Regions from separate parts of the Homo sapiens genome. Here region 1 is linked to region 2. The links are chromatin contacts, found by Hi-C in ENCODE. All regions are on one chromosome and are shown on one strand. The core of a region is the stretch at or near the end of the contact, and the rest is flanking DNA. Distances in the headings are between cores, read along the strand shown. Region 1 holds the start of ARLN (allregulin). Region 2 holds the start of CCNA2 (cyclin A2).

Region 1 (4,780 bases), core at 13-2,512, 2.5 Mb after region 2:
CGTATACTATCTTTGTCTCTAAAACCTGGCAATTGATTTGGAGGCAAATTGGAGCAAGGTTAGGAAGCTATGGAACAGCTTTAAGAGTGCTGGATTTGGAGTTAATTTTAGGCTTTATAATTTTTTTAGTAACCTTAGACAATTCACTCCTTTTGTGTCTCATTTCCTAATTCTATAAGATGGAGTACTGCCCCTTCAAAGAGGTTTTACGACGATTTAATGACTTTGTAAAAACACAACTACAGTCTTATCTCCATTTACTATGCACCAAGAGAACCACTTATATGTCTGGGTGCCCGTTATTTTCTGAACAATTCAGGAATCATAATGTGACAAGAAAGAGAATATTTGAAATTGGACCCACGAGGTAAAATCCAGGCAGTATAGGTCATTTTCTTCCTGCTAGCATTCTGTTCTTGCTGAGGCTCACACTCAAAGTCAAATAACCTTTGGGTTATTCTTCCCACCCCCATTTCCCCCCAGATGGAGTCTCGCTCTGTTGCCCAGGCTGGAGTGCAATAGTGGCACGATCTCAGCTCACTGCAACCTCCGCCTCCCGGGTTCAAGCGATTCTCCTGCCTCAGCCTCCCGAGTAACTGGGATTACAGGCGCCTGCCACCACGCCCGGCTAATTTTTGGATTTTTTTTTTTTTTTTTTTTTTTTTAGTAGAGACGGGATTTCAGCATGTTGGCCAGGCTGGTCTCGAACTCCTTACCTCAGGTGATCCGCCCGCCTCGGCCTCTCAAAGTGCTGGGATTACAGGGGGGCGCGGCCAGGTTATTCTTAAACCCACTCCCTTGAAGTACCTGCAAAATGCTCACGTGCTGCTCTCTGGCCCGTTTGGAAACTCAGTCCCGTGAGTAGGACGTCCACCTCATTGGTGGTGTTTAAATATTAAGTGTCAAATGCTAGAGACAGTACAAAACCCACCAGAGGGGGCCTTCCTAACACGTTGGCATAAGGATCCAAACGGAATACGGGGATAGGAGAGGTGACCTCGTGCAGTTTCAGGGAGGAGTCCATCACCTGACTGGACTGGGCCTTTCAGGGGGACGAGAACGTATTTCTTCCAACGAAACCTGAATAACCAGCTATCTGCCTGGGACGCCGCGAGGCAGAAGTAGGCGGGCCCATTGACTTAGTGTCAAGGCGGAGGCCGCGCTTCATGCCAGCGGTCACGGAGGCAGCGGAAAGCCGAGCCAGGCGCCTGCGCGCTGGGAAGAGTAGGTTCAGAGTGCATTCCGGAACCCGGGGCGCGGCGCACTGCGCAGGCGGCCGGACTCCGCTCAGTTTCCGGTGCGGCGAACACCAAAGTCCGGGAACTTAAGCATTTTCGGTTTCTAGGGTTGTTACGAAGCTGCAGGAGCGAGATGGAGGTGGACGCACCGGGTGTTGATGGTCGAGATGGTCTCCGGGAGCGGCGAGGCTTTAGCGAGGGAGGGAGGCAGAACTTCGATGTGAGGCCTCAGTCTGGGGCAAATGGGCTTCCCAAACACTCCTACTGGTTGGACCTCTGGCTTTTCATCCTTTTCGATGTGGTGGTGTTTCTCTTTGTGTATTTTTTGCCATGGTGAGTATCTCGAATGCAAAATTGGGGTGGTAAGGAGCTTAGAGATCATTTGCTCGCTTTTGGGCGGGGAGGGGACTGAATTCCAGAGAGTTTATATATGTCCAAGATCACACAGCTGGTGAGTGGCGCAGTCGGGTGGGTGGGGGAGAAGGACTAGGAGTAAAATGTCCTTCTTTAGCACGTCCGTGGGAGTCTCCAAAGAAGTGTGGAGAAAACTTGGCGTCATATTTTCTCATGATTTGGAATGAAACCAGCTAGGCTTGAGTTCCTGCAGCACCATGAAGCGACCGGAGAAGTTATTTCGCCTTTTGGAGCTTTATTTTTTCATCTGCCATTTGGGACCATTAGTAACCCAGGTCATAGGGGTGTAGTGAAGATTGAGATCGTAGTGATTTGCATGTTGCCTGGCAGTAGTAAGTGCTCAACGAAAGCTATTTTTACTATACAGCTGTTTAACCATGAGCAGACCACGCAGCTGTCTCAAACTAAACATGTCCAAAACTGAACTCTTAACAGCTTCTTACCCAAATTTACTTGCCTTGCAGCGTTACCATTTCAGTAAACGCCAACTTTATCCACCGTTACCTCCCAGAAACCTGAGACACTTTGCCCTTTTCTTACACACATCCACATATCCTAAAACACCAAGTTACAAAATTCTGTAGAGTTTACTTGTAAAACCCATGCTCTCCATTTTCATCGCCACTCGCTCTGAAAAGACAATTCTGGCAGAGGGTAAAGGAAGGGAACTTAAGAGAATAGGGCAGGAGGAAGCAGACACCAAATGGAGATGGTGTTAAGAGACAAGCTAAGGAGAAGCAGTGAGATGAAACAGGGCTCCTATGGGAGAAGAGCAGTGTAGCCCATCTAGACAGCTCTCCTGGACTTTGGAGTTGATTGTTCACTCACTGTTAACTCCTTAGTCACCATGCCTATGAGTTACTTCTGAAATTCTCACTTCTTGATAGGCAGTCACTTCTTCTACACCCCCAACCCCCATCCTATATTTTCACCAAGATTTGGGTGTCTTAAGCCTCACTGTCTCATTTCTTGGATGGTGTAGTAAGTTAGAGAAGACAGAGAGGGCCAGGCACAGTGGCTCACGCCTGTAGTCCCAGCTACTTGGGAAGCTGAAATAGGAGGATTGCTTGAGCTGGGGAGGTCGAGGCTTCAGTGAGCTGTGAACGTGCCACTATACTCCAGTCTGGGAGACAAAGCAAACCCTGTCTCAAAAAAAGGGGTGGCAGGGGAGCGAGAGGGATTAATGGGAGGATGGCAAAAGGGATAGGGATTTCTATAAAATTCTCTGTCAAGCCATTTGTAAAGGGAGAGTTTTACTCTCCCTCCCTGTTTTGGTAGAGACTGATAATCTCAAATACAGTGGGTTTTGTGTGTGTGTGTGTTTTTATGACCTGAACTTTCAGCTCTGGATAGAAAATAGAGGCCTTACAAGAAATGTTCTAGGCTTTTCTTTTTATCAATATGTAAATAGGCATAAAGTGTTAAAAACTGGGAAGATAAAGCACATATTGCTGACAAATACTTGCTTTTTACAGACTTGTTCGCTGATATCTAAATTAAGAAGTTGGTTCTTGAGTGAATTCTGAAAATGGCTACAAACTTCTTGAATAAAGAAGACAGGACTCTCAATAGAAGAATTTCACATCTCCAAGGGACCCTTCCTTTCATTTTACACTTTGTTACTAATTTGCAGAACTCTATTAATTGGGTAGGATTTCACCCATTCCTAGCTAAGTTCTTAAAATTAAACCCTTTGGTTCGTGTTTAAAAACTTTCAAACATCTGATGGCTTTACAGGGGCTGAATATAAAAGCATTTGTACTTAAAGGTCTTGTGTATTCATTAAGAAATATAGTAATGTCTTTTAATGTTTTAAGAGTTGATCAGGGTTTACTATGATGCAAGTAATAGGATGATTAATAAGGGAAGGTTTTTATGAATTCAAAAGTCAATTATTCAAAAGCAGGGAAAGATTTTGAGAGAGGGAACAAAGTATTCTTAGATTGCGTAGAAGCTGCTAGGTTCCAGTTTTAATTTTTAGGTTTAGTTGGACTCTGTTATGAAAAGATAGGTTATGGGTGGGCGACAGGTTGATACAGTCTTAGAAAAAGCAGGTAATATCAAAGTATTGGAAAGCTAGCATGCATGCCCTCTTACCTGGGTATCTTCCCCCTTTTTTCCTTTTAAACTCTTGAGCCTCCTATAACGAAGGATTATGTGTTTCAAACCTATTTTTTTTTTACTGTTTCATTAAGTGTGCTTGTGCCCAAAATATTTACTTGTATAATATCTGTAACTTGCTTAAATACTTCAGCAAAGTCAGCATATTTACTCATTCAACAAATATTTGAGCCAGGCATTATTTTAGACACAGCAGTGAACAAAACAAAAAGGCATTCTTGCCTTCATGGAGCTTACATTCTTATTGTTATTTAAATCTAAATGTTATAAAACAAGAATTTATATTCTAGGGTTGATCAGCTAGTATTTAATCAAAAAGGCCACACTCCCATAGCAGCTACTCTAAGCTGTAGTAGCTAATAAAAAATATTAATGTTGGCCGGGCACAGTGGCTCACGCCTATAATCCCAGCACTTTGGGAGGCCAAGGGTGGTAGATCACTTGAGGTCAAGAGTTGTGACACCAGCCTGGCCAACCTGGTGAAACCCTATCTCTATTAAAAAATACAAAAAAATACAAAAAAATTAGCTGGGCATGTTGGCATGCACCTGTAGTCCCAGCTATTTGGGAGGCTGAGGCACGAGAATTGCTTGAATCCGGGAGGTGGAGGTTGCAGTGAGCCAAGATGGGGCCACTGCACTCTAACGTGGGCAACAGAGACCCTGTCTCAAAAAGAAAATATTCCTGTTAGCCCTAAAGGCTTTACATGAGGAATGGTAGAAGTGGTCTTTTGTTTAAATTAGTTGCATTCAGCATATATGAATTGTCTTAAATATTTTGGGGATACTCCCCCGCCTTTTAAACAGGGCATAAGATCTGGTAAACTCTCTGTATATCTTCCTACCTTTCAAAATCGTTCTTAGGGTTAGTCAAGTCTGGAATATAATTGCTGACTATAAAGTTAGCAATTATGCTTTTAAGGTGTTGTCACATCAACCTAAAGAGAACCATCTATGGAAGGTATGGTTGAAACATCTGTAGGAACACAGAACTGGGATTTCACTGAG
Region 2 (4,714 bases), core at 369-2,868:
AGGCTTCAAAATGTATTTTTATATATTACCTTATTTGATCTTCACAACTGTTGTAAAATTTGTCAAATCATATAAGAAAACTGATTCTCAGTGAAATTTTGTGATTAAGAGGACATGCTAATATTTTGTAAAGCTGGGACCAGAACCCAAGTACTGGTACTTGCTTTGTGTCCTGGTTACTATGTATGTTGCCAGCTAGTGGAAATAACCTACCAATTGTTTTTTCTAGGAGATAGGATTGATTTGCAACTGATATTCCTTTTGCTTGGTAGTGTTTTATGACTCTGCTGCAGTTTGTGGAAATGCTGGACTTGGCTCAGTGCTATAAATTGTAGCCAGGAAATAAGAAGAGCTTACACAGAGTCGGGGGATCTTAATTAGACATGCTGTAACCAGTGGAGCTATTCAGCGTGCTTCAAGTGAAGAGTGCAGAAATAGTGATGCCATCTTAGATTTTCCTACACTAGTATCTTCTAGATCTCTTTTTATCATATATGACATTAAGGCTACAGAAGTTTTGTGCATTAATCTTAATTCATATTTATTAATTTCAAGGGAATATTGAAAGGTTTTAAAATGGCATACAGATAATGGAAAATAAGCTTTATGTTTCAAGAAGGGCAGACTCACGAATTTTTTAGAAAACAGTGCTTCTTAATGATATGCTATTATACTTATTAGTTATGTGCAAGCTTTGTATATTCTTATATTTATATATAAATATAAAAATTTGTTAAAGGCACGTATAGTTAAGAGAGTTTTATTTTAATAAGGTCATATTGTTTTTACTATGTTTAAAAAACTTTACTTCTGAAAGGAACATAATTATATCTAGGTCACTAGAACGTCATTGTGTTTTTTGTTGGTTGCCACAGCTTGGGGAAAAATAGAAAAAAATTAATGACTGTATTTGAATATTTTGTAATGCACTGCTATTTATTATATATATCAACAGTAGTTCAAGGTGCCATCTTAAATTAATTGCATCTTCATTAGGAAAAATAAAAAGCATAAAACACAATTTCTGGTTACTATGAATAAACGCCTAAATGTTAAGATGACATTACAGTCTTGACACTTGAGTACTGTATTACTATGTGAGCTCCGTGTTAAATAATTTATGCACATTATTTAATCCTAACAACCATATGACTGTAGTTATTAGTCCCTATTAACACATAAGAAAACGGAGAATCGGAGATACTGAAAAACGTGCCCCAGATTTTAGACCTTTGGAAAAAGTCACTTAAGCTAACTAGACGTCCCAGAGCTAAAGGCTGGGCAACCCAAATGATAGTCGCCAAAGTTTAATTCCGTTTAATTCCCTAAAAGGCTTAGAGTCAGCCTTCGGACAGCCTCGCTCACTAGGTGGCTCAGCTTAAAATAATCGGAAGCGTCGGGCCCTAAATCCTACCTCTCCCCGCCCCGCGCAGGCGTTTTCTCCCGCCCCAGCCAGTTTGTTTCTCCCTCCTGCCCCGCCCCTGCTCAGTTTCCTTTGGTTTACCCTTCACTCGCCTGCGACCCTGTCGCCTTGAATGACGTCAAGGCCGCGAGCGCTTTCATTGGTCCATTTCAATAGTCGCGGGATACTTGAACTGCAAGAACAGCCGCCGCTCCGGCGGGCTGCTCGCTGCATCTCTGGGCGTCTTTGGCTCGCCACGCTGGGCAGTGCCTGCCTGCGCCTTTCGCAACCTCCTCGGCCCTGCGTGGTCTCGAGCTGGGTGAGCGAGCGGGCGGGCTGGTAGGCTGGCCTGGGCTGCGACCGGCGGCTACGACTATTCTTTGGCCGGGTCGGTGCGAGTGGTCGGCTGGGCAGAGTGCACGCTGCTTGGCGCCGCAGGCTGATCCCGCCGTCCACTCCCGGGAGCAGTGATGTTGGGCAACTCTGCGCCGGGGCCTGCGACCCGCGAGGCGGGCTCGGCGCTGCTAGCATTGCAGCAGACGGCGCTCCAAGAGGACCAGGAGAATATCAACCCGGAAAAGGCAGCGCCCGTCCAACAACCGCGGACCCGGGCCGCGCTGGCGGTACTGAAGTCCGGGAACCCGCGGGGTCTAGCGCAGCAGCAGAGGCCGAAGACGAGACGGGTAAAGGGATGCGGGATATCTGCAGGAGGGTGGGTCGAGCAGGGTTTGGCATTGGCTTAGCAGGCAGAGAAGAGTGGCGAGAAGGCATGTCCTGGGCTTTTGGAAGGGGGCCAGGGTCTGGAGTGCAGTTGGTGCTGGTGTGTGGTTTGCCACAGTAGGAGTTCTCCCATATTAGCATCAGGACCCCGCCAACACTGTGTGTATGCTGCCGGTCTGCTCTCTATAGGGGGCATCTGCCTGTACATAATGGGGTCAAACCAAGCTCTAAAACGTGTAGTCTTCGCTCAGCTCCGCGCCTTTCTCTCCACTTTTAAACCCCAGGCACTGCTGTAGGACTCTGACCCCTATCCTCCTCACGCTTAAGAGATGACCTCTACTTTAGAAAAGCGTGTACAAAATACTTTGCTTTTGGCAAATTCCGCCATTTTAGCCGGATTTGCTCTGTTGCTCCACCCTCGGGCGACAGTGGTGAACCAACAATTTTTTTGCTGTCTTTCCTAAACTTGTCACGTATTGGCCTGTCACCCGACCCTTCTTGTGGCCCTGATAAGTTTTGCATAATTCCACCTAGTGTTATCTATTGATAGCCTTTGTGGGAATGCCTGTGACAAATGGGAACATCCCTTCTCTTTTGAATACTGAAACTCTTCTTTGTCCCAGAAAGTTTAATTCCTGATAGAGTATTTGGGAGAAAAAGCAAAGGCCAACACCCATAAGAGAAAGAATGCAAGACTAGTAGGCTCAAAGCCAGTTATTAATTTTTTTTTAGGTTGCACCCCTTAAGGATCTTCCTGTAAATGATGAGCATGTCACCGTTCCTCCTTGGAAAGCAAACAGTAAACAGCCTGCGTTCACCATTCATGTGGATGAAGCAGAAAAAGAAGCTCAGAAGAAGCCAGCTGAATCTCAAAAAATAGAGCGTGAAGATGCCCTGGCTTTTAATTCAGCCATTAGTTTACCTGGACCCAGAAAACCATTGGTCCCTCTTGATTATCCAATGGATGGTAGTTTTGGTAAGTTTTAAGGAAAATCTGTGTGGAATTACGGTAATTATAATTATTAGATGATATTAATGATTTGCATTTTAAGATGTCTTATGTAGTCATTTTGACTATAGTGAGTTAGGTTTAATGTAACAAGGCTTAGAAAGGATGTGACTTATCTCAGATCTCACAGCTAACACTTGACTTGGTGACATACAAAAAGATCCTTATCCAGTGCTCTTTCAGGTTCACTGCCAGTCACATCAATCTAATTATAATTAGATCTTAAATGCTTATTTTAATCTGATCCCATAAATGTGTTCTTGGTTGGGAGAATAGATTTCAGTTTTATTTAACTCACTTATATATCACTTAGTGCTATTTGAAGATGCAGTCTTAAATATTGTGATTACATAACGTCTCTTCCAGTTTTATAATTTTGTTTCTATAAAACCAGTCTGGATTAGCATCTGATACCAGAAAGTGACACTTTTCCTCCTACAAGTAAATAGTTGTACCATGGCTGTTTACTCTTACCCATGTATTAAAGTAGCTTCTGTAAACAGCTCTTTGCAGTTTGTACTATTTCTTTGCCCTAGGGATATTGAGTCACTGGACAGCTCACTAAATCCAATCTCATTTTAGTTTTAGTTGTATTGATTGTGAGGAAGGAGGGGTGAGCAGGAAAAGTCCTTTGGAAATAATAATTTGTGTGTTTTTATCAAAATTTTGCAGAAAATGTTTAATCTCAAGGTGATCTTTGAAGTGAAAGGAATAATGGATGATACTCTTTGCTTCAAAATAATTTATACTACAAAAAATAAATTATTTATAGTGTTAATCCATTTGCCCATAACAAACCTAATTTCTTAATAACACTTGTTAATAGAGGCCATTTAACTGATGCTAGCTATTGCCTACTTGTGCTTTATATATGTCAGACTCTGGGATCTGCAGTTTCTCTTGGGACAAATCTTAGATATTATCTCAAAACTTGGATTTTAAAAGTGTTCTGTCCTAACAGAACCACCATGCCATTTGCTCCTTTCTGTTGTGGAAGATGGATACTTTAAGATAATACCTGATTCTCATTTTCCTGTTAGGGGCCTACCAATATGTTTTTTTTTTTTTCCCTCATTAACTAAAATCATTCCAAAGTTCTATGTACAGAGATACTGAGACTAGGGTAAAATATTCTACATATTTTGTCATGAGAAGCTCTTTTTAGTTTGAAGAAATAAGTGCTTTGTTAATATGAGATTCCTTCCATGGCAGTCATTTTTAGCTATTAAACTAAATAGGCAAACAATTAATTTAATCATATCTTTTGAATTGTCCCAGAGTCACCACATACTATGGACATGTCAATTATATTAGAAGATGAAAAGCCAGTGAGTGTTAATGAAGTACCAGACTACCATGAGGATATTCACACATACCTTAGGGAAATGGAGGTAAAGGTTCTCTGAATCCAGTTTGTATAATGTATTTGTTAAATGTGGCTAAATGAAATTGAGAGGATAATGTTTAAATTTTTAAACTAATGAATTATTCTAATGCTACAGTTAAGTTTATAGCATGTAGCCTCTCGTAATTAATGGTAAAATAATCTAATTGCAGTTTTTACACTAGAATAATTTTAACAC

The links. A loop is a pair of places that touch in the nucleus more often than their neighbours do. Pooled maps may share reads with other maps.
Region 1: a map of naive thymus-derived CD4-positive, alpha-beta T cell shows a loop between it and region 2 (9-fold over the local background). The contact joins the promoter of ARLN here to the promoter of CCNA2 in region 2. A Hi-C loop is called at or near these places in 1 of 168 maps with a recorded cell type or tissue (naive thymus-derived CD4-positive, alpha-beta T cell), 1 of 37 single-sample maps with no recorded cell type and 8 of 50 pooled maps.

Annotation. Positions count from the first base shown.
Region 1 is chr4:119,297,127-119,301,906 of GRCh38, reverse strand. ARLN (allregulin) reads left to right here and starts at 1,262. Exons shown (of 2, transcript NM_001001701.4): 1 at 1,262-1,571; 2 at 3,128-4,780. The coding sequence starts at 1,372. The coding sequence ends at 3,128. RefSeq lists enhancers at 1,289-1,518, 1,619-1,668.
Region 2 is chr4:121,820,787-121,825,500 of GRCh38, reverse strand. CCNA2 (cyclin A2) reads left to right here and starts at 1,618. Exons shown (of 8, transcript NM_001237.5): 1 at 1,618-2,085; 2 at 2,855-3,098; 3 at 4,410-4,522. The coding sequence starts at 1,873. It overlaps BBS7 (Bardet-Biedl syndrome 7), which reads left to right. Exons shown (of 19, transcript NM_176824.3): 19 at 1-1,172. RefSeq lists enhancers at 1,770-1,839, 2,030-2,079.